3 separate regions of the Homo sapiens genome follow, and regions 2 and 3 are each linked to region 1. The links are chromatin loops, found by intact Hi-C in ENCODE. Cell type or tissue: CD4-positive, alpha-beta T cell. All regions are shown on one strand.

What was found. Peaks named below come from ENCODE experiments on the same cell type or tissue, not always from the same donor. Only the 100,000 strongest peaks of a DNase experiment are listed, where the experiment ranks them.
Region 2: a loop joins it to region 1, with 2.1 times the contacts of the local background. A loop is called at or near these places in 13 of 110 quality-filtered maps.
Region 3: a loop joins it to region 1, with 5 times the contacts of the local background. A loop is called at or near these places in 4 of 110 quality-filtered maps.

What each region holds. Positions count from the first base shown.
Region 1 is chr2:156,316,770-156,324,769 of GRCh38, forward strand. It overlaps NR4A2 (nuclear receptor subfamily 4 group A member 2), which reads right to left. Exons shown (of 8, transcript NM_006186.4): 8 at 7,668-8,000. Among named protein-coding and RNA genes, the nearest start is that of NR4A2, 12 kb to the right of the region's middle. In CD4-positive, alpha-beta T cell, no CTCF peak of the experiment used is centred here; DNase peaks (open chromatin) are centred at 3,672, 4,962 and 5,512; H3K4me3 peaks cover 1,577 bases; H3K27me3 peaks cover 5,204 bases.
Region 2 is chr2:156,190,776-156,198,775 of GRCh38, forward strand. All of the region lies in intron 1 of LINC01876 (long intergenic non-protein coding RNA 1876), which reads right to left. Among named protein-coding and RNA genes, the nearest start is that of LINC01876, 60 kb to the right of the region's middle. In CD4-positive, alpha-beta T cell, no CTCF peak of the experiment used is centred here; no DNase peak of the experiment used is centred here.
Region 3 is chr2:157,409,774-157,417,773 of GRCh38, forward strand. It overlaps CYTIP (cytohesin 1 interacting protein), which reads right to left. Exons shown (of 8, transcript NM_004288.5): 8 at 4,846-6,370. The coding sequence ends at 5,904. Among named protein-coding and RNA genes, the nearest start is that of CYTIP, 30 kb to the right of the region's middle. RefSeq lists an enhancer at 3,929-3,978. In CD4-positive, alpha-beta T cell, no CTCF peak of the experiment used is centred here; DNase peaks (open chromatin) are centred at 3,788, 4,558 and 7,214; H3K4me3 peaks cover 796 bases; H3K27ac peaks cover 6,010 bases.

The sequences.
Region 1 (8,000 bases):
TAAATGTCAAAAGACGAACAAAATCTATTGTATAAGCAAACAGCTGATCTAAATCCACTATGTTTTGTCTGTCAAGTATGTATATTCTAATAAATTTTATAATATAATAAGACTATTTTTGCCACCCTTTGACCACACCAAGTTAGATGCAGACAGTCTTCTGAATAAATATTACTCTCTGCTTGACTGTCTAAGCAAAATCTATTTATACCATTTGTTAGACTGTGAGAGTAGCTCTTAAGAAAATGTTAATAACAGCTAAACACTGTCTACCACAAATATAGAAGAAGTAGAAGAAAGAATAAAAGGTTCATGCATAGCCAGCTTTTCATTTTTACAAAGTGGCCTGCTCAGGACTGTGAACTAACTAATATGCAATTTGGTTTTCCTGATAGGAAACCTAGAAGCTTGCTGAAAACTCACATGATTAATATAAGGGAATTCAAACAGCTTGAGGATGAAAAACAGTTTTCTTTTTTACTACTTTTAATATGACTTTCTCAATGGCATAAACACACGCAGCAATCATTCCCACTCTTTTCTTGGGCAGCAAAGCAAGCAACTCAGAACTCCTTCACCCATAAACTACGAAAAGCAATGAAAATAATCCCTTCTTTAAAATTTCAGCGAGAAGAAGATTATGCTATTATCACTTACCCCACTGTGGTTTCAGGTCAATGCTCCCCTCCAGAAGTCTGAACATGCCTGAAGCAACATCCTCAACTCTCAGCAGGTGAGAAAATCTTTAGTTAGTTTCTGGAGAAGCAGAAAGGTACAATCCTTCTGGGACAGGCAGTGCTAAAGCAAGGCACTTGTAAGTTCATATCCTGGCTCTCAGTTCGAATTCCAACTCTTCCATGTACTTATAGGCCAAGATAATAAACGATACCTCTCAACCTCATCTCTTCATTTGTAAAATGGAAATAACAGTGCCAACGTCATATTTGGAGTTGAGATGATTATATGATATGATATCTGGAATTGCAACATGTAGTAGACAGAGTTATTGTAATGGAGGAATGTCAGAAACCATGGAATGTGTCCTCCGTCTGCCACCTGCTTCTGCCCTTCACAATGACCCAAATCTTTGAAGGAGTCCACATCACCCCTGCCTAAAGATTGCAGCACCTCTTAGGAAACAAGCTCTCTGACTAGAATGGAATTATAGGAAATGCAAGTTTCCATGCCAATGATTTTGTTCCTTTTGACTCCTTTATGACACCTTGAAACATCTGTGTGGTCCTCATTAGCCCAGAGCTTCCCATACTTAGAGCCACACTCTCCTAACATAGTCTTGCTATGGCCTCTATATCCAACTTTCACCTTATACCTACCTGCCTGCCCAGCACCCAGCATCCTCCATGTGCCCTTTTTATTCACTTCCATAGATCTCTTCTTACTTTAAACTCATTCACATTATTGTTGGCACCCTGGCCATTTTAGTCCTCTCCTTCTCATCTCTGCCTTCAACTCTAGGACTCTGATTAAATAAATCCTCTAAATTGCCTCCTCCTCTTCCAACTTATCAGTCCCTGCTCACCTGATCATTCACAGTATGGTTCATTATCTTTATCCATCCCTATCTCTACCCATTTCCCCCAAAAGCTTTTGCTTCCTCCTTCTTGTTTGGCAATAGCATATAAATGAGAAGGCCTGTGACATGGACAATGGGACATTCACTACCATCCCTTTTCTCTAGCTTTCCTCTATGCCTTTTTTGCTGTTCACTCTCTTCCCAGGTACCAGGTTGCTGAGGAAGATGAAAAGGGGGTGGCTACATGTGCTTATGTGCTTGTCCCCCTGGCCCTTCCTTATGACACCCACCTGGCTTCAAGCAGATAACAGGCCAGAGGATAAAGAGATACAGAAGTCCATTGGAGTGGTGACCAAAAACGAACAAACCAGAGTGAAGAAAGAGGACTGGCCAGAAAACCACAGTAGTAGGCCAGGCATGGTGGCTCACACCTGTAATCCCAGCACTTTGGGAGGCCAAGGCAGGTGGATCACCTGAGGTCAGGGGTTTGAGACCAGCCTGGCCAACACTGTGAAACCCCATCTCTACTAGAAACACACAAAAAAGAAAAAAAAAAAAGCTGGGTGGGGTGCCCGCACCTGTCAGGGAGACAGAGGCTGCAGTGAGCTGAGAACACACCACTGCACTCCAGCCTGGGCGACAGAGCGAGGACTCCATCTCAATCTCAAAAAAAAAAAAAAAAGAAAAGAAAAGAAAAGAAAGAAAGAAAAAGAAAAGAAAAGAAAACCACAGTGCTGAGATTCCCTTATCAGTATCTCTCAATAAAGGCAGCCCTTTCTCTCACTTCATGTACAATTGGTCCTCAGTAGTGACACTATCAACCTTTTTAACTGAGACCCCCCCATAAATATATTTCATAGTGTCACCCAAGAAAAATTGCAGCAAACAATGCTTAGACGTCTTATATTTTTGCTATCCTGCAAAGCCCTCATAATTTCTATTCTATTATTCTTTCATTTCTTTAGAAGAAAATTCTGATGGCAACCCAATATAATATCTTTGAAAACCACTAATGGGTCAGGACCCTCAGTTTGAAAAACACTGGCCTATTTGCAGCTTATTGATGAGGAGTCCTCTCTCTGTCCTTACCCTTCTCGAAATCCCAATTTAATTTGAGTCTGTCAAAACAATCCTCTTGTCCAAGCTTCCAGAGCCAAGAAATTGTGGTAGACTCAATCCCTCTGGAAGTCCCTCTAGTACCCGATGAAAGACTTCTCACACTCGCAGCAGCCGCCCTCTACTGTACCAGGGACGTCTCTAGCAGAAACTTGGGCATTGTATCTGCTAGAACGGGTGACACATGTCCTGGAAATCCTAGTTTATCTAAACACAGGTTGAGATAGAAATAAGAAAAAATGGGAGTGAGAAAGATTAAGTGTGGGAAGAAGAAATGAGGAGAAAAGCGTTGAAGTTGAGCTCTGCTAGGATCCAGGTGCCGGCTCGGCGCTGTGTCTAGTTAAACTCGGCGCGACAGGGTTCAGCTAAGCCGAGAAGAGGGCAGCGAGCGGCCCGCAGTCAGCATCTTGTAGAGAAGAAGGAGCGCTCCCAGCCGCGGGAAGATAAGCGTACAGGCGGCCCCAAGGCCCCTACAGGCGCAGCCCTGATCTGGCCACTTGACTAGACGCTCGCTCCAGCGCTCGCAGGCCTAGGGCTCATTACATGCGTTGCGAGGAGACCTGAAAGCAGGGCGGGAACGCACAATCTATCTTCAGAGCTTTGGGTCGTGAGCACACGTGTGGAGCATGGTTGTGGCATGGGCGTCTGGGCCCCTCTCCTAGACCTCCACGAGGTGCGGACGCGCCTCTGCCCCGCCCTTTTGTGCGCCCTCACCACTAGAAAAAGAGTTTTCCCCAGTGTCGCGTGGGAGGTCGCCCCAGTCCAGCTCAGCGTTCCAAGAGACCAGAGACTGACCGGAAATCGTTGGGTGCAGGGAGAAGCAGGAGACGCGCTCCGCCTCCTGTGCTCGTGCCCTAGCGCAACAGACGCGACCTAGAGGCGACGGCAGCCTGTTGCAGCCTTCGCCCTGAGGGTGGGGGGCGGGGGGGTGTAGAACAGCTGAGGAAGACGCAGGGAGCAGCTGGGGAGGAAAGGGAGGGACACCGAGGAAACAAAGTTCACCCAAGTGAATGCGTCCTAATTGCTCCAAGGCTCTCTCCGCAAAGTCTACGACTGCAAGCCGCAAAGTCAAACTACGTCTCCAAAACGCAGTGGGCAGAGCAGGAGGGCTTGTGTCTCCATTTTCGCCGCAGGGCGGATCGCGGACACAAGTCCTCTCCAGTAATTCCGAAGCCTCGAAATAAGACTATGCTGGGAGGAGGGGTTGGGGGGTGACTAATAAGAAGGCGTGGGGGTGGGGGTGGGGAGTACGCGGCAAGAACCCTGCTTTCTGGAATTCTCCCGCCACTGTCTGCAGGGCCCAGAGCGCACTTCGCGGCTAGGGAACAAAATTGCCGCTCTCTTCGAGCGCCCCCAGCGTGGGGTGGGGCCCTGCTTTCCCGCGTCAGGACCGCCCCACCAGGCGCCCTCCGACGGAAGCTGGACTTTTCCTAAGGAAAGGCAAAGTCAAAGTCGGAGGAAAGATCTTTCTTGCGGCCCCAGCTGTCGCTCCTAATGGTCTCGGGGAACATACTAAAGGAAAATGACTTTAAATCACAGTCTTGCCATCCTAAATAGTTATGTGCAATATTTTGGTTTCTAGCAAAATTTAAAAGTAAAATGGGGATTTCCATATGTTCATTTTATTATTAAAAACGAATTACTAAAAAGTGATGACCTGTTTGGAATTCATATCTTGCTTTACGAGCAGTCAGCCAGTATCGACTGAACACAATAAATGCAGGGGTGCGAAACGTGATTGCTCGGGTTCGAGTTCTGTCGGATGCACCGATCTAAGCAGAACCTTTCCCGAAGACTTGGAATTGGGTGCGCTTTTTTTTTTAAGTTGTGGCTGAGCCCTATGGGGAAGAAGGGTTAACTGGGCGTCGGCTGAGACCCCAAACCCTCTTCCTCCTCCATGAGACTCCAAAATTGAGTCAGTCCCAGCCCATAGTTGCCTGGGAAGCTTGGAATCCTGAGAAATTCCGGGGTGCGGCCACTATGCAAGCATTCCTATTCTGACAGCGGGGACAAATGGAGAGGGGACCTTACAACCTCCTTTGGAGAAGAATATATGAGAAACTCACTTCCAGACCTCTATTCAATAGTGAAAATAATACTGAGAAAAAGTTTTAAAATCTCCAAGAATAGATACTCTCCTTTCCCCTTCCACCTTGAGGGAAACGGTCTCCATTTTTGACCTGGATTTGAGAGCATCGGGGCTTGAGACAAGCGCGTCTTCCACAGAGAGAGGCGAGGCCCAGGCAGGGAGCCCCCCAGCCTTTACTCTCGGCACCTCGGCGCTGCCGCGCGGCGGATACAAAAGGAAACGGACGAGCGTGCGACGCGAGGCGGGGAACTGGTGGCTCGAAGACGCGCAACACGCGCGATGCCTAGAAGTGCTCTGGTGTCACTCCCCTGTATAGGACCTGGCGAGATGGAATTGTATCCTGTACTGGAAAACTCTGTGATCAAAATATTGCAATGAAATTAAACTTTTCCCTCACAGATCTGTTTGTATCTTGGAAACATTTCTGCAATGCCGACGCCTAGGTTTAAAATACAATTAGATAATTTGATATTCTCGGTGACGCACTGACACCGAGAAAGCCAAGAGATTCTCCAAACAAAGTGAAATTGAACCTTCAAATGACATTCTTAAGTTTGCAAGAATATCTATATCTCCTTGTTGTGCTCCTTGCATGCGGAGAACCAGTGGCCCGTAAGACTTATGACCGGTGTTTTTTAGGGGAGGAGCCACCTAAACTATCTAGGAATGGAGTCCAGTGCCAGAAAGAAATACACAAGGTCGTTGGGTGCCGCTGTCACTGCAGGGCGCCATCGGCTCCCTGGGCCTTACATATCTCTCTTGTGAGAATCAGTACCCCAAATACTCTCTCTCTCTCTCACACACACACACACACACACATCCACCCATCCACAGCGGAAGGCCAGCAGGGCACCGAAAGAAATTGTGGCGGTCGCCTGGACCGCAGAAGGCAGACCTCAGGAAGGAGCAGGCGACAGCGCTGCTCACTGCTCACTCGAGCTTTGAATTAAGGCCATCTTTCCATAAACTCAAAATGGGGCTAGATAGCAAAGACTTAAAATTAGACCTTCCCTCAGAGCTGAGAACTGTATGGTCATGTCTTCGGAACAATGATCATATATTTTCCATTGCTGGAACGATACACAATAACTGAAATGCTTAAGAGGACGCGGGAATACGAGGGCGGTATGAAGCCCTCATTACAAAGTTTAATCTCTTTCTGAAGAAGGTAATGCAACGTCTGGCTTTTGGCAATGCAGCGTGTCTGCTGTTTTTCCTCACTTTACTCCTAGAAACATTAGGACAAGAAAAGTCCTCAGCTGCATCTGGAAAGATGCAGGGGCAATGCATGCGACGCTCTTCACCCGAGCAACTCGGTGCGCGGCCGGCCGGGAGTTTGACAGCGACTCTGTGAAACAGAAAAGGCACTAGCCAATTTGCAACTTAGGAATCACAACTGAATGTTCCGCGAGCCGGTGCAGTCGGCACGCGGACATGGTGGAGGGTCATCTCTGCCTCCTTTGACCCCAAATTCCCGGGAGGCGAACTACCCGACACCCCCTTGGCCTTGGGTGTTGCGCAGCCGCTTCCTTAAGGGAGAACCAGTCACAGAGTTCGTTTCTGGGTTCAACTCTCGGGGATTGTGTGACGGAATGTCATTGTCTCAGGGCTGCAGACACCTGGGAGGGAGATGAGTGCTGAAGGCTCTGCAGATTCCCAGCATTTCTAAAGAGCTTTTCTCTTTCGCTTTACTTACTGCTTTGTGGCTTTACTTGGGCATAAGATGTGAAAACAAAATGATATGGCTAGTCTCATCCTTTCAAGAAAGTCAAGAAATTGAACATTTCGTTATTATTTAATCTCTTATGTGGCCACCCTATTTGTCCCTCAGTTACCCGGAGAAAAACGCATCTCGTAAAAATAACCTTATATTACCACCGACACCTGCATTCTCTCTTTTTGCTGACCCGCAAAACGTGTCTTTTAAAAAGAGGGGAAACAAACAAAAGAAAACCTGAGCGCTCTCGTGGCAATTTACAGTTCTAACTCTGCATTTTAAAAACAATAACACTCTTCATAAATTTCAGTGACCCAAAGGCCATCTGTAATTCACTAGGGTCAGCGAAGGAGACCGTCCCCATCTTATGCTCTCTATGAATTCACAGCTGCCCTAAGGTGAAACTCGTTGGACTTCATTTGCCCAAGGACAAGGGTTCTGAGTGGAAGCAGCTTCTACAGCATCAGTTTCCTTTCTTTTTTGAAAGTTGGTGCTGGGTGGAATCCTAGAGGCCCGGATACAACTTGCTTATACTAGGCCCAAGACCCAACACATAGATATTTTATCATGTACCTGAGAAACTTACACGGGAGAAATTCTATTCTAAAACTACAAATTGCACCTCATCACCATCCACTGAATGAGGAAAATAAAGAGTTGTAAGAACTACCTCTACTGAGTTCTGCTCTGTGCCAAAGTGACCCAAGGCCCAAAGGGCCTGAACTGCTTTGCCCTTTCTCCATGACCCAACAGTTGTAAATTGAGAAATTGGAAAATCGGAGATTACATACAACACTCCTCAAATCCATGTTGACTTCTTGAGTCTTAAAAAGATACTTCCTAATCACTGTGCAAGACAAGTACTTGACTAGACTCTGACCTTGCTCAAGTTCAAAAGCTTTTGGGTCTCCAGAACTTCTCTCCTGAAAGCTACACTTACTTGCAAAGTTAACAGAAGAATTGAGATATTCTAAATTGATCCTAATAAATATTGGTCACCAGACTGGAAAATTCTGGTTAAGAAAAAATATTTTACTGAATTATCTGCATAATTATTCTGGTTCACCTGATTTCTTTTGCCAGAATAGATTTAGGCTGTTTAAAATTCAGATATTGAATAAGTGACCTATCCCAAATTAATCTCCAACTGTGTATGTTATGTTGCTGTTTAGTCATTATTTTTTCTGACCCAAAAAGAAGACAAAATTCTGTTCATTTACATGGTTTATTGTTGTAAACATTAAAATTGTCTTTCTCAAAGAAAGAATTTATCAGAAAAAAAATCAGCATCTCTAACTGTCATACACCATAGAAAAAAAGGCAGTGACTCATATCATGTGCCATACTAGAAATATACAAAGAAAAATACTACAGAATATGGCAATATTAAAATTCTTACTCAAACAAAATAATAAATTAACTGACAATTTTAGACATAAAAAAAATTCAAAGTGCTCAGTTATTTCCAGGGAGTTATGTATATTATAAGCACTCTGGAAACAGTCAAAAGCTGCTGCATGCAAGTTTTGTTTAGCTTTAGACAA
Region 2 (8,000 bases), 130 kb before region 1:
GGAGCCTTAATACTTTGTTAGTGGATGCTAATGCAGTTATAACCTGAGTTAACCTTTGCTCCCAAGTGCTTCCTCACCTGCAAAAGTTGAACTGAGTTCTCTCCCAAGCTCCAATGTTGTTTTAAGCTAAATAGCTAAAATCACTTTTAAACACAAAAGTCTTCTCACACTTTACATGAGCCATATAGTTTTCTGAACCATGGTCCTTATAAGCAAAGATTTTTTGAAAGATATTAAAATTGAAAAGAAAGATTGCATCCAGGTCTCACCCTAGTGACACATACTTAATTCTCAGTTCCATGTGAGACCATTGAATAATATGGTACTTGGTTTTCCAACATTCTCTGAAAAAATCTAAATAAGGTATTGAGGAAAATATAGCACTATACTAACCCCATCATTTAATATTTATATTTTTCAATTTCTTCACAGATCTAACATTGTAAATCCATAATTTACAATCAGGAACTAATATGAGAGAAAAGTTTCCTGAGTGTAGCACTGAATAAGTATCTCCAATTCACAATGAATATAACTCATAGTAGGATGCATAGTTTGTTTTAACATAAGTTTGCCATCTTTTATTATTCTGATGATCAGAGTTTATCTATATATGAGTCTAGAAACCCTCACTGCATTGTGACAATACAAACTTAAATCACATAATCTTCTCTCAAGGACGTAGAAATGTCGAGGGTAGGAAAATATTATATTAATAACATAGCAGACTCTCTGCCTTGCCCCACCCCCACAGTGGGCAGTCTAGTGAACGTGACTCTTCAAACTACACTAAAATAGAGAGTCAGACACAACTGGCAACTTCTAAAGAAAGGGAAATTGGGGATTAGTACATGTCCAGTTATTGCTCAATTATATCACAGAAGAAAGAAAATTTGCATGTTTCCAAAGTAAACTTTGGGAGCCACTGATGCCCTCCCACTCTGTTCCACACACAGGCTGATGATGTGGAAAGACGGTAGTGCTCCTGGCCACATGAAGCTGGAAGAAGGCCAGCTTTAACCCTTTCAGGAGCATATGAGTGAGCCCAAGGCAACTTTTATAATCAAGACCAGACCAGAATTATCTCATGTAGCAAGAACACATGAAGCTACACTGCACTCTTTTATTATGTATACATTTTTCTTATATTTAATCCCAAACTACACTAAATCTCTCATAAGAAAAATACATATTAATGTAAATGAATTTATTTTCCAGGCTGAAAAATTAGGTGAAGGCAGAGTTGAATGAATCAAAAGAGTTACAATTCATCTTTGGTAACAGAGAAGCAGAGGTCTGGAAGTCACCTGTTAGTGTAGAGATTGAGACCCTCCCGGACCATTTGTATAGAGATAGAATAAAAAGAGCAAAACAAATCTTAGGTTCCAGATATCTCACTCCAGGTCTACAAACAGAGGAGTTGTTGCTTAGTGATTAAGCAGCTCCCTTTTAAACATTCTGCACTTTCTCCTAAAGCCACATAAACTTCCAGGTCCCATTTGCAGTGGAACGTGTGCATTTCCTAAAGAACTGTCTCTTAAATATTGTGTAGTCATGACTCCCTTGAGAATCTGATAAAGCATGAACACCTCACATTGGAATAATTTTTGAATTTCCATACCCACCAAATTTACATATGTTTACAGTGATCCAGAAACCTCCCAAAATTCCATATGAAGACATGTAGGTCCATAAAAAACAGATTAAGGACCAGTGCCTTAAAGGGTGATAGATGTGGAAAATGAAAGGCCACAACAGAACTACTACTGTTCATGAACAAAATAAATTATTCTCTTGAAAGGGACTGAAGTATTGAGAGCCCCTTAAGTTTTCTCTATTTCTCATTTTCCTTCTTAATCTTCCTCATTTCTTCAAGTGAAAGTGAAAGATTCAGATGCCAAACTTTCCAGAAACCACCTACACTGCACCATTCATCTGCCAGAGGGGGTCACTATGCAGCTAATTGTTCACCCACAAAAATAAAGCCTACCTCTATTCTTTTCCCTAACTGTGCCCAGAAGAATTACTTTAAAATGCATTTTCCACACTATAAAGTGTGTCCTAACAAAACACAATAAACTCAACAGCAATGTGATTACTGTACTTGTAAAACAGTTGGTGTTTTAGCAATATGTCCTTAAAAAAAAGTATGCTTGGAAAAATGGATTCTGTTTCAACAGTTAAAAGGACATAATTATTTTTCTGCCACATAACAATTTTTAAATGTTAATGAGTTAAAATACAGTACCAAAACAGCTCCCATGCAATAATACAGCATATCATTTGGCTGCCTGGTTCGTATTCCTTTGTTTTTCTTTCTATGGTCAAATAATATGCGGTAACCTGGGAAGACCACAGGTATCAGGTAACTATAGCATGACAATCACATGGGACAGCTTGCTCTTCCATAAACTTTCTCCAAATTTATATAACTAGGTTTTCTCAACCTCAGACTTAAGGATATTTTGGGCCCAATGAGTCTGTTGTGGGAGCTGCACTGTTCAATGTTGAGTAATTAATAGCACCCCTGGCTTCTATCCACTAGAGAACAGCTCCCACCTCCACTCTGCAGTCATAGCAATCAAAAATTCTCCAAATATTGGCAAAAGTCATCTAGGTGGCAAAATTGTCCCCGGTTGAGAATCACTGATATAAACCATGGTTATAGGAAAAGAGTCATTGGGAAGGCAGTATGCACTGTATCACTGTGCCTAAATAATCTATCCACTAGATGGGGAGTGAGGGGTGGCTAATTTTCTCAATTACATTCATCTAATATTGTGAGCAATGCCATCATCATGACTCTGTCTGTCCAAAGAGTTACTAAGTTCATCAAGAAAAAATAATTTATTTGAAACCTCAATGATTTCATATAGCTAATAAAGGAAACCTTAAAATCTCATGAATTGCTTCTATTCATTTATTTAACAAGAACATATTAAGAAGCTAGACTATGCCAGATACTGTGAGAGAAGCTGGATTCCAGATTTAAAATGGTAAACACATTCCTGCCTTCAGAGGTTCAATGCCAATACAAAAGTCAAGTAAGGAAATAGGCAATTATGGTATATATATATATATAGCAAGTACTATCATGGGGAAAGTAGCTGGGAAACTTTAACTAGACTTAAGGGATTTCAAGAGATTCCTAGAAGACATTATATGTAAGCTGAGAACTAAAACACGAACAGAAATGAGAGGAAGCAAAGAGGATGAGAACATGACTAAGAAGCTGGAACAGCATGAGAGGTGGCCCAGAGACGTGATAAAGAGCGGTCGAGGAAATATAAATATTATGATATGGATAGAGTGTAGCAAATAAGGGAGATTTTTAAAGAAGTAAGAGGGAGAGGAAAGCAGGGGCCAAGTCATGAAAAAAATCACGTTAGGGGGCCTGAGGTTTATTGCAAGACAAAGGAAACTCAGTAAAAAAGTTTCAAGTGGGAAAGTGGAATTATTAGATTTTTGCAGGGAGATCACTCTAGCTATAGTGGGTGTATTAGTCAGGGTTTCTCAGAAAAGTAGAACCAATAGGGTGTGTGTGTGTGTGTGTGTGTGTGTGTGTGTGTGTGTGTGTGTGTGTGTGGAGAGACAGAGAGAGAGAGATTTATTATAAGGAATTGGCTAGTGCAATTATGGCATATCCCAAGATTCGTCTAGTGAGTCAGCAAGCTGGAGACCAAGGTAAGTATTTTCATCTATTCAGACTTTCGACTGATTGGATGAGGACTACCCATGTTAGGAAGGGCAGTCTACCTACTTTACTCAGTCTATCCATGTAAACGGTAATCTCATTGGAAAACACCCTCACAGAGATGCCCAGAAAAAATGTTTGACCAAATACCTGTACACTCTGTGGCCCAGTCAAGTTGGCACATAAAATTAACCATCACAGTGATGAATATGAAGACTGAATCCAGGGGAACGCAAGGAAAGCTGGCACAGTAAACTAGGCAAGATATTATAGTGACCCGTACACCGTGGAAATTTCACCATCGATTATTTTAATAGAGGTCAAAGCCTGTCACGTAGTAGGAACTTATTGACTAGGCAGTTAATATTTGTCAAATTAGTGAATGAATGTGAATGTGTAAAATGGAAGGTTTTTTTGTTTGTTTGTTTTTTGTTTTGTTTTTTTTTGAGACGGAGTCTCGCTCTCTCACCCAGGCTGGACAGCGCAGTGGCACGATCTCGGCTCACTGCAAGCTCCGCCTCCTGGATTCACGCCATTCTCCTGCCTCAGCCTCCCGAGTAGCTGGGACTACAGGCACCCGCCACCACTGCTAATTTTATTTCTTTTTTTTTTTTTTTTTGGTATTTTTTTAGTAGAGACGGAGTTTCACCGTGTTAGCCAGGATGGTCTCAATCTCCTGACCTCGTGATCTGCCCACCTCGGCCTCCCAAAGTGCTGGAATTACAGGCGTGAGCCACCACGCCTGGCCAAATCGAAGACATTTTTAAAGGAATTTTTTAATTTAAAATCTTGGAAAATAATCCCATACATCCATGATAGTATGCCTACTTCTAAATAATTTCATCAGTCCTGTTCAAATCAGAAACCATTTAATGTTATTTCAAACTTTAAGTGCTATACTGTTAACAGTCAACGTTGGTAAGTTACAATGAAAAAGACAGTTTCATACACTTGATGGAATTTCTGGATGGCAATCTGGCAGCATTAAAAATGTTTCTACCCTTTGGCTTAGAAGCTCTCCTACTATGTTTCTATTCTAAGGATTGTTTATTGCAATGAAAAATTGAAAGCAGCTTAATGTCTAACATAGAAGAAAGCACTAATTAGTATCCACCAAGTAAAAATCTTGTTTTCAATGTCATTTTGGTGAAATAGGCAATGCTTAAAAAATATGTTAACAAATTAGAACATAGAACTTTATATATAATATAATAAATCTTCATTTCTCTTCAGTCTTATCAGTAACTGAGATTGAGAGCTAAGCTGTGTACAAAAGAGGGAAATAATCTGAATTTATAAAAAAATGTATATCTACATGTACGAAGTTGCATATACTTTGACATTTTATTCTCTTTTATTCATTGAAATTAGACTCTTATTAGTTAAATATCCACTCAATGAATGTTTAAAAAGAAAATGAATAAATGAGTGGATGCTGCTAATTGCAAATGGCCAGATGTCTGCATATTAACTGTAAACCCTCTACTTGCTTCACTGCAGGAGAAAGTAAGAAGTCTTTGAAGGCTGTCTTTCCAGTGATAATATGCATATCCTGACTGTTTTGAAAGAACTTTAAGAACTTGGGTTTGGAAAGGCAGAATAGTTTACTAGAATTTTTTGTTCATGGAGTCACATAACCCAATTCAGTTAGTTTTCAAATTTCTGTAAAACTGTGAAGGGCCTTAAAAGGTCTTGCAGCCTGGTTTCCAGGCACTGACATTAACAGCTGCCTGTGTATGTGTGTATGAAGGGACGAGTACAGGAGGTCCTTTCATAAGTGTTTCCAGTACTTAAGGACCTCCTTTGTCAATTCTTGCTTCAAGTCCAGTCCATTCCTTCTTGTCTGGCCTTCATAAAGTATAGTAGAACAGCTGGGCTCCATTCTTCTTATATAATTTTTCAAACACTCAGAGAGTTACTTGTTCATCTATTAATTCTCAATCCTCCACAACCCTATTCCCTGTGAAGTTATTTTAGCTTTATATTCTGATAGAGTGTTTTCCCTAACAGTTAGGCATATGTCCTAGGCCTCAATTCTCATCTTCTCCTGGAAGCCTTTCCTAGTTATAAGGCTGGTATAAAATTCACTGCTGCACTAAGCATTGCTTTAAAAAAAAAAAAAAGTCAGTCTTTGGAGCTAGGCTGTGAAATGAGAATAAGTAGATAAACCCATGGTATTTGTTTCTTGAAGTACTCTCCTAAAGGGAAGGAATAAAGCATCTGCAGTGTGCTTGATCATTTGCCTCATACCTTGCTTATAGAGAGTCTCTAGAAGAAGGTGTACTGAAATTGTGTTAATTTTTCCTTAAATTACACCTTCATTACTCTAACAAGGCTTGTTCATAAACAAAAAATTTACCACCGTTTACAGAAGTGCTCACTTTTTTCTTAGGAGTGGGTCATTTGTTAGAAGGATCTAGCGTTTTGAGTGCCCTTATTCAATCAGTAAACTTGTTGAGTGGGAATACCTTACTCCCAGAAGAAATAATCTGATGGCAGACTTTTATTTTATTAATACTTTAAAGCATTCCTAACATTTATGGTGTATGCAGCTATTTAAAAATGAACAAGGAGGCCAGGTGCAGTGGCTCATGCCTATAATCCCAGCACTTTGGGAAGGCAAGATGGGTGGATCACTTGAGATCAAGAGTTCAAGATCAGCCTGGCCAACATAATGAAATCTCATCTCTACTAAAAATACAAAAATTAGTCAGGCATGGTGGCAGGAGCCTGTAATCCCAGCTACTCAGGAGGCTAAGGCAGGAGAATCACTTGAACGCGGGAGGCGGAGGTTGCAGTAAACTGAGATTGCAACATTGCACTCCAGCCTGGGTGATAGAGCGAGACTCCCTCTCAAAAAAAAAAAGATGAACAAGGAGATTCAAGAAATGGGGAGTCCCCATGCTATGGCTATAGTAGTATATATTACTAAAGCACCTTAGTAGTCCTAGAGATATGAAAAAGAAGCTATCTCTCCTAACTACTCAATAATTCTATGTTATTAGAATACTATTCATAAGAATCAAAAATATATTTCTTCCTTTATTAACATTCTATTGTTTGTTGGCTTATTTTTTTAACTCTGTGAGTGCTGATTGCTCAAAAGGCAAATGATAGGAATGGTTCTCTCTCACACACACACTCTAGCTCTCCTTGCACACATACTCTGCTGCACACACACACAAAATTCCGAAATAAAATTACTATGGGGTTGCTCTTTGCACCAAATCAAGACCACTTAAAAAACTTAACCAACATTGCTAATAGAGCTTACCATCAAAACTGCAGCAAAGAATCAAAATAAAACCCTAAATACTTCATATTATTAATGGAAGGTGATTAAAAGAAAAAAGCCTTTGCAGTATAAGTCTAATCTAGCTATGTGATTGACTTATTAGTTAAATATGAATTTATAATCAATTACCAAATATCGGTCCAGATAAGTAGGTCTTTACATATTTTTTAAATGTTAAAAATGTTTAAAAATAGTTATCCACAATTAAGTAGGGTCTGTCTTTGAAATGGATACAAATAATAGATCCTTTTTTGAAATTAGATATTTAAAATTTGATTTTTTTGATGTTACAAAATATTAACTGTAGCTGGTACAAAATACATTTAATTATGGCTAATTGTTAGACTAAATGAGCTAATTGCTTATATGAAAATTTCACATGCATTTTCTCTACCATGGTCAATATCAGTTTGAAAGCATAAAATTTTCTAAAATAAAATATTTTATCTGTGAGAGAACACATCCAAAGGTATTCTGTGAGAAATAGAAAAGTTACAGAGCTAGAAGACTTTCTTAGGCTACCAGGGTAGGGGAACTAACTGTAGATTAGAGATTCAAACAAAGAAGAAGCCAAGAGTTTTTCCATAAAATGTGACTGCCCAAAAGCTCTCAGTCCACAGTACTCACAAGGAGTGATCACTACTGAATTGCTCATCACAGAATTCCTGGTGATTTCTACAGCAATGTATTTTTCTAAATGTGGTTTACTTAAAAGGATGAAGTATTTATAATATTAACCAAGATTATAAAATCTTCTTTCAAACCTAGATTAAATAGATATTTCTATAGTTCTCTTTGGATAATGATTTTCTCTTTTCAACTTTTCTTTTTTTTTTTCCTTTTGACAGCTAGAGTCCCCAAAGGAACAAATGAGAATAGCATTTCATGGATGAGAAATCATATCACCTTCATCACACATCTCACCTCTTGACATTACTTGCAATTGGATAAACATGGGGGACAGTCCTATTGAACTGATTCCAACTTTGGCTGGACAATTACAATTCACCT
Region 3 (8,000 bases), 1.1 Mb after region 1:
ATCACTATATAAAACTCACCAGTCTTCCTCCTATTCAACCATCTCCATGCCTTCTTCCCAGCCCTAACTCCTTAAAACCACTCATATCTTTACTATTGCTATAGTATTGCCTCTTCCACCATGTCATATAAATGGAAACATACAGTATTAGTCTTCTCAAACTAGTTTCTTTTACCTAACAACATGCATTTAAGATTCATAGTGTCTTTTAATGACTTGATAGATTATTTCTTTGTAGCTGAATAATATTGCATCTTATAGATGTAACCGTTTGTATATCCATATTTTCTCACAGCCTATGACTTGTCTTTTGATTCTCTGAACAGTGCCATTCACAAAGCAGAAGTTTTAATTTTTATAAAGTCTAATGTATCAACTTTTTCTTTCATAAATCATCCTTTTGATGTATCCAAAAACTCATTACGACACCAAAGGAAATCTAGAATTTCTCCTATGCTATCTTATAGAAGTATTATAGTTTTGTGTTTTATACCTATGTCTATGATCCATTTTGAGTCAATTTTTGTGAAACATATAAGAGCTTGCATATTGGACAGAACCATTTGTTGAAAACACTATCCTTTCTACATTTAATTGACTTTACTTCTGTGTCAAAGATAATTACTATATTTGTGTGTGTCTATTTCTAGGCACTCTGTTCTGTTCCACTGATTTATCTGTCTATTCTTTTGCCAATACCATGCTGTAATGATGACTATATTTTATATTAAGTCTTTAAAAGGATATTGTAATTCCTCCAACTTTGTTGTTCTTCAGTATTTTCTTGGCCATTATATGTCTTTTGCCGTTCCGTATAAACTTTAGAATTAATTTGTTGATGTCTACAAAATAGCTTGCTAGAATTTTGATTGAGATTACACTGAATCTACAGATTAAGTTGGGAAGAACTGAATTGTAAAACTATGGAGTCTTCCAATCCATGAACACTGACTCTCTATTTAGGGTTATAGTTTACCATATTGAGATCCTGTAATGTTTTGTTAGATTTATATCTAAGTATTTTATTTTTGTATGCTGTCAACATATTGTTTTTCCTTTTTCAAATTCCAGTTGTTCATTGTTGATATGTAAGAAAGCAATTGACTATTGTATGTTAACCTTGTATCCCATGACCTTGCTATACTCACTTAGTAGTGCCAGGATTTTTTGTTGCACTGTTGATTCTTTGAGACTTTTCACATAAACAACATATCATCATAAAGAGTTTCTTTTCTTCCTTCCTAATTTGTGTATCTTTTATTGCTTTTCCTTGCCTTATTGCACTAGCGAAGATTTTTCATACAATGTAGAAAGGAGAAGTGAGAGAAAATGTATTTGCTTTGTAACTGATCTTAAGGAAAGTGTCCAGTTTGCCACCATTATAATATTAGCTGTAGGCTTTTTGTTGATGTTCTTTATCAAGCTGAGGAAGTTATCTTTTATTTCTAAGATATACATTTTTTATTCTTTCAAACTTCTTTTTTTCCCTCAAGTTCTGATAATTTTGTGATATCGTCTAACTTTTGCTCATGGCTGATCATTTCCTTTTGTGCTTTGTAGTTTTGATAAGTGTTTTGTTTACTTTTCTGTGTAAAAGTTCCTACTATCATCTGCTTATGAAGATGCGCCTGCCTAGAAGTGGCAAACTTCAGTATGCCAATCACTATTCACTTAAATGCATTCAGATTCAAGTAAAATTTGAAAGCAAGTAACTAGTTCATTCTTTCTTATTCTTTTTAAATCTTCTTTTATCACTTCACGCACCAAGGAGACAAAGTCAGGAGGCCAGAAAGTTTCTTAATCAACTTTTTGGCTAGTTATGCAATCTTGACCAGGTTATTTCATTCCAAAATTCACTAATGCTTCCATTTCTTTATGTGGAAATTATTATGACAGTCACTAATTTTTACTCAAGGAGATTTAGAGACAGCTCAATACCCTTATATTATCAAGTCTGTGAACTCCTTGAATGGTGTTACAAACAGACTAAGGTGGTCCCCTGATCCCTAACTCCTAATATTCATGATTGTGTAATCCCTGCTTCTTGAGTGTGGGTGGGCCTGTGACATGTTTCTAACAAACAGAACATGGTACAGTTGATAGGATACTATTCCCATCTTAATGTTACATTATTAGGCGAGGTGACGGGAAGTCACTTAAGAGGTTATGTTACATGGCAAAGGCGATAACATTGTATTATTTAAGACTCTGTCTTGTTTGTAGCCTCTCCCTTTTTCCTCTTCATTACCAGCCTTTAAGAATCAAGCTGCCATGAATTGTATGGCCACCAGGTAATGATTCTGACAGCAACCTGAAGGAGCTTAAAGGTTGATCCTTCTCCAATCAAGCCTCCAGATAACAACACCAAAATTGCAGTAAATTGCAGGTTTGTGAGATCCTGAGCAGATCCAGCTAACCTGTGCCCAGACTCCTGGCCCACAGAAGCTTTGAGATAATAAATATATTTTAGGCTTCTAAGTTTGTGGTTATTATTTATTTATTTTTATTTTATTATTATTATTATTTTTTGAGATGGAGTTTCACTTTTCTTGCCCAGGCTGGAGGGCAATGGTGTGATCTCGGCTCACTGCAATCTCCACCTCCCGGATTCAAGCGATTCTCCTGCCTCAGCCTACGGAGTAGCTGGGATTACAGGCATGCACCACTACACCCGGCTAATTTTTGTATTTTTAGTATAGACGGGGTTTCATCATCTTGGTCAGGCTGGTCTCAAACTCCTGACCTCAGGTGATCCACCCACCTCGGCCTCCCAAAGTGCTGGGATTACAGGTGTGAACCACCATGCCTGGCAGTAATTTGTTAAATAGCAATAAAAAAGCTAATAGTGCAAAGTCTCAATTAAGTAAGTAGTGTCTTTTAAGGTCCTCAAAGAAGTAAATGTTGAGAATCACCCAGGTTTTTTAAAAAGTCTGCTTTTAAGACAATTATTTCTTTATGGTAGAGAGAAATGTAGGGAGAGAGAGAGAGACAGAGAAAGAGAGAGAAAGTCCTGACACTGAAAAATAGCATTCTTTATTTCATAAAGGCATCAAATTTTGATTTTGTAGCCCATAGGTATGTAAGGAAATGGATATAAAATAACAATACTTTTATGATCTGAGGGGCTCAATATAGTTATGTATTACTTACTATTTTTAGTATGTATACATTCAAAAATGTCTGTACTTTGGTGATCAAGACACACATACTATTTCCAAGTTTGATCTATTCAGCGCAAACTGGGATTTTAAATGCTATCTGTATCTTAAGATATAAAATTATTACAAGGTAGAAAGTCATAAATAAAAGTTCACTTCCAAAAATATATTACTAATCTGTTTGTCATGGTTGTGTTCTTCAGCCACATGATAAAGTAATTCCCAATCTACTTGATTCAAATTTGGTTTATCAAATGCCCTTCTAGAAAAATGCATTTTCATAACAGGTTGTCAATTAATGGAATTCACCAGTAATACATATTTGAGAACTTTCAAGTTAAAAAAACACTTTTCAATTTTTTCCCTAGTAAATTATATCAGAATGAATCACTATGCACCAGAAGTTTCTTCTAAAGCCTGACTGAAGTCATAAATTAGTCTGAAAGTTATACTGTGAGAAATTTACCCACATTTCTACTAAACAAAAGCTAATTTTCTTACAGCTTGTGAAATATAGAACATGACATACCCTTCCTTCCTGTACTTTGGTTAACCAGTACTTTTTTCTTTATTCTCAGAACATACCTCGACTCTAATTCTTACCGCAAACTAAAGTGATGCTTGCTCCGTCCCTTCCCTGCCCCTTTTTTGCATTTGAGGTCTACTGTCATACAGCAGTGTTACACTTCTGTATTAAAATCACAAGAAAAGCAAATGATCTATGGTCTGCTTTCCCGTATGACCTATGTCATTCTGTGTAGTTCTCAAAGCATTTTTTCACCTTGTAGAAGATTTCAAAGTCATCTTTCCTCAAATAAATGTGGTGTTTCCTTCCCCTGGACTTTGTGAAATAGGATAACAAGAAATGCTGAATTCATATAAGTAGACCTTTAACAGGATGATTCTAGACTATGATGAGAAATAAGCAATACCAGTTGAATCATAACTGGTTTGCAAGCTCTTGTTGAAAATAAATGCACTGCTAATCATGTAGTTATTAAAGAACCTATGTCTGAAACTTGTATATGAGGAACAGAGAAATGTTTGTTTTCCTATTTACCCAAAGAAATGCTCTTATCTGTGCAGCATCTATAATTGTACATTTTAAGTATTCCTGTTGGGTGGAATAAAAAGTACTGTGATGATCACTAAACAGAACCAAAAGAGTAAAAGATATCTGGAATAGACTAGAGCAAGGAAGAACTGGCTTCCAATTTTAGCCCTGCCACTGACTAGCCTTGTGACCCTGAGAACATTTCCAAATTCCTGACTTGTTATCTGTATGCCTAACACCTACTATATAGTAATTGTGAGGATCATACGTAAAGTGTCTTTAGCCAACTAGGTACTCAGTAAATGGTAGACAGTATTGCTATCATTTCTGTGAAAGGTGTGACACCCTGCCTTTCATATGAGTGACTGTCATGCACAGGCCACTGGATGTTTCTCAGTTCAAAGAGTTAATAGAAGGCAAGTCCCAACTAGAAATCTTTTCATACTTTATCATTTCTTTCTCATCTTAGATGCTTCCTTACCCTACCCTCTTTTATCTCAAAATAACTCATTTCTTAAGCAGAAGTTTAATTAAATTTAGCAGCTCTACTTAAATTGAAGTGTTTCTATTTCTCCCAAACACACACACACACGCACAGAGAGAGAGAGAGAGAGAGAGAGAGAGAGAGAGAACTTAAAATCAGCAGACTATTTATTACATAGTCCAGATTGTCTACTCTAGAATATAGGTTATGAATAGCTGTGCCACCAGAACAGAGAATTCATAGACTTCAATGGATATTAAATAAAACATGGAGTAATTGAAAGGCTAGAAGTAATGTGATACTAACATAACCAATAGGCAAAAGACTGCTGAGGTGATAGCTATTTAGAATATAAGATATAAAGTGAGAAGTAATATGAAAAAAACTACAGGAGGGAAGTCCTTTTCCCAACCCTCAGTTTTGGATGTTAGACATTTGTAGAAAAAAAATTACAAAGCTGTAGGATTCGGAGAGTTCTAGACTTGCCATTAATGTTCAGGCAGAACAAAAGCTGAATTGGGCAAAAAACACGACATCCCCACCCATTTTGTTTAGACTGTCTATAAAAATGACTTTATTATGATCTTTGCAGCACCCATCTCAGACCACATCTTTCCATGGTTCTCATGAACCTTAACCCCTCCTATTAAATCTTATACTTCCCGCTTTATTGTCACTATAGATGTGAGAAACAGCTGATGGTCATCTTTGTTTACAAGCCATTACAGGTTTGAACAAATTCAAAATTGCCTATTATTAAGCCTCCGCAGGAGCTACTGGGCATAAGCAAACCTAAGATTTTATAACCCAGCAATTATCCTATAGAAAATAGTCCAGATTATTATATTCTGCCACACCTTTATTCATACTTGACTCCAAAAAGTTCTCAATTATTCACAGGGATAATCTAGAAAATAAATATTAGTTTTGCTTTCAAAGACATTACTGGAATGAGCAGGAACCTGCATCTTTGTTATATTAATTAACTTATTATTTAGTTTTCCTGTCTGCTTAGAAATTGGCTGTTTAGGTTGAAAAATGATTTAAGAAGCATAAACTATAACACAACAATTTAAATAAAGGTCACTATTGCTGTGAAATGGGATGTCAGTTTTGCAATTCTTCTGCACTTTCCCACCAAGCTGGGATCTGGGTGAGTCTAGAGATATTTGTGAAATAAGCTAATTTGAAAGGACACCACAATCCGTCAAAAGCGACTTTCTTCCTCTTCCACAGCACGATGAAGGCCAGGGATAAATTTCAAGAGTTGCTTTCGGACACTTCCCTTTCTGCTCTTCCGGGGCAGGGTCCCAAACATGCTTGATAAGTTGCCCTCCCACAAGGGAGACATGGATCCGCTGCTGGTGTTACTGATGCTCCGGTTCCTCCTTGAAGATGACCTCCTCAGAAAATCATCCCCCTCCTTGGGGATAAAGCACTCATCATCTGTACTCGTCTGCCGACTGAAGGCACCCCTGCTGGAGTCCTCAGACACACACGTCTGGTAGCCATCTTCACTGTCCATCGTCATGGAGCTCAGCCAGCTCTTACAGCTGCTCTCACTGGATAATCGATTCCGGTCCACAAGGGCTGGGCCTGGCCCAGGCAGGGGTCCAAACAAAGACAATTCATCCAAGTCCATGTTTTCCAAACTGGGGCAATTAGCTGCATCACCTAGAGCACAAAGTCTACTGTGAAATGGATCTGTTCATTACTCCCTACAAATAAATACACTACATCAAAACTTCTCTTTGAATGACACGAGAAAGAGTAAGGGTGAAAAATACTTTTCACTGAGCTTTGGCGTGCTTGAATAAGTAACTGTTTATGAGACCATTTGATAAACCTTATAGTAGGGTTTCCTGAACTATTGTTCATAGACCAAGGTTCCATGGTCACAAAAATTATAATATTAGAATAAATTTAAACAAGATGTTTCATATGAGAACAGTTCAGCCCAATTGACAGTCTACCAGTGTGGCATCTGAACCTCCAAAATGATCATTTCTTAAATTTAAATAACCCTGAAACCTTTTATTAAAATTCTCACAGAAATGGGGTTCCATAGAATACACTTGGGGAAATACTATCATGATTTTCTCCACTTAGTTTCTCTGATTCTTAGGTACTGTCTTTTAAAAATAATTCTAAAATTATTATAAAACCATTTGAAGTAAATAGAAAACAGTTATGGAACAGGTAATTCAAAAGTGTTTCTTAGAGAAAGGATTTGTGAAATCAAATGTATCTTCCAACCTCAATATTCCCAGTTTCGTTTTGGAATACTTAAATTCTCTGGAATGATACTGTACCCAGAAATCATCCTTGTCCTCAAGTAAGTAATAATTTATTTGAAGAAATTGAATTTTATCTGCTTGGCTAAATTTTTTTCATTGATCCTTAACAACGTACATCTGGCTCTTCAAACTCTAATGTTAATCACATACCAATATGACCCTCCCTGCTTCCACACTAACTGAGTTGGTTGGTATCTTGTGTGTGTGTGTGTGTGAGAGAGAGAGAGAGAGAGAGAGAGAACTTGTAATACCAGCCTTGGAAAAACGTAATCAGTAAGTGACTATGCTTCAGAAAAAATAATAGAATACTGTACACTCTAAAATGGTTTTATTTTGTACTGATTATCTCCACTGCTGCTGTCTTTTGTCCTCGGTTGACAATATAAAAAGAAACTGTTCTTTCAGATGATTTGCAAGGTTGAGTACAGCCAGCCCCATGGTGACTAGTCATAATGCTTTCCTTTTTGCTAATACAACCTACTTCATTTCATCTTGCAATAAGTGATGAATTTCTTTTGATTGGAGAGCAATTGCCTTATAGAATCACATGCCCTGGATGTTTACTATACATCTAGAAAAAGCAGAACTCCTTCAATTGCTCAAAAAATATGTACAACAATGACTTTATGAGGATCCTGACCTAACAATGTTGTCTATACAAGGCTGTTTCTATAGAACAGCAAGAATTTATATTCACTGGGCCATTCAGGATGCTCCAGAAGTGGAAATGAGGCTAAAAAGCCCTCATGTCTAAAGAAAGCAAGGAGGTGGCTGAATTTACAAGGCCATAAAGAAGTTTTTGTATTAAATATTTCTGCCTCTCTAACAAACTTCACTACCCAAAAGAACTATTATGAATTTTTTAAAAATATTAAATGAAGACATAAAAAAGAGAAGTAACTTGTACATAAGTTTCAAACACTTCAATTTAAAAAAAAAAAAACAGAAGTTCATACCAGAACTCTAAGCCATAAATTAGTGACTAGTTAAGGATTAAATTGTTATCT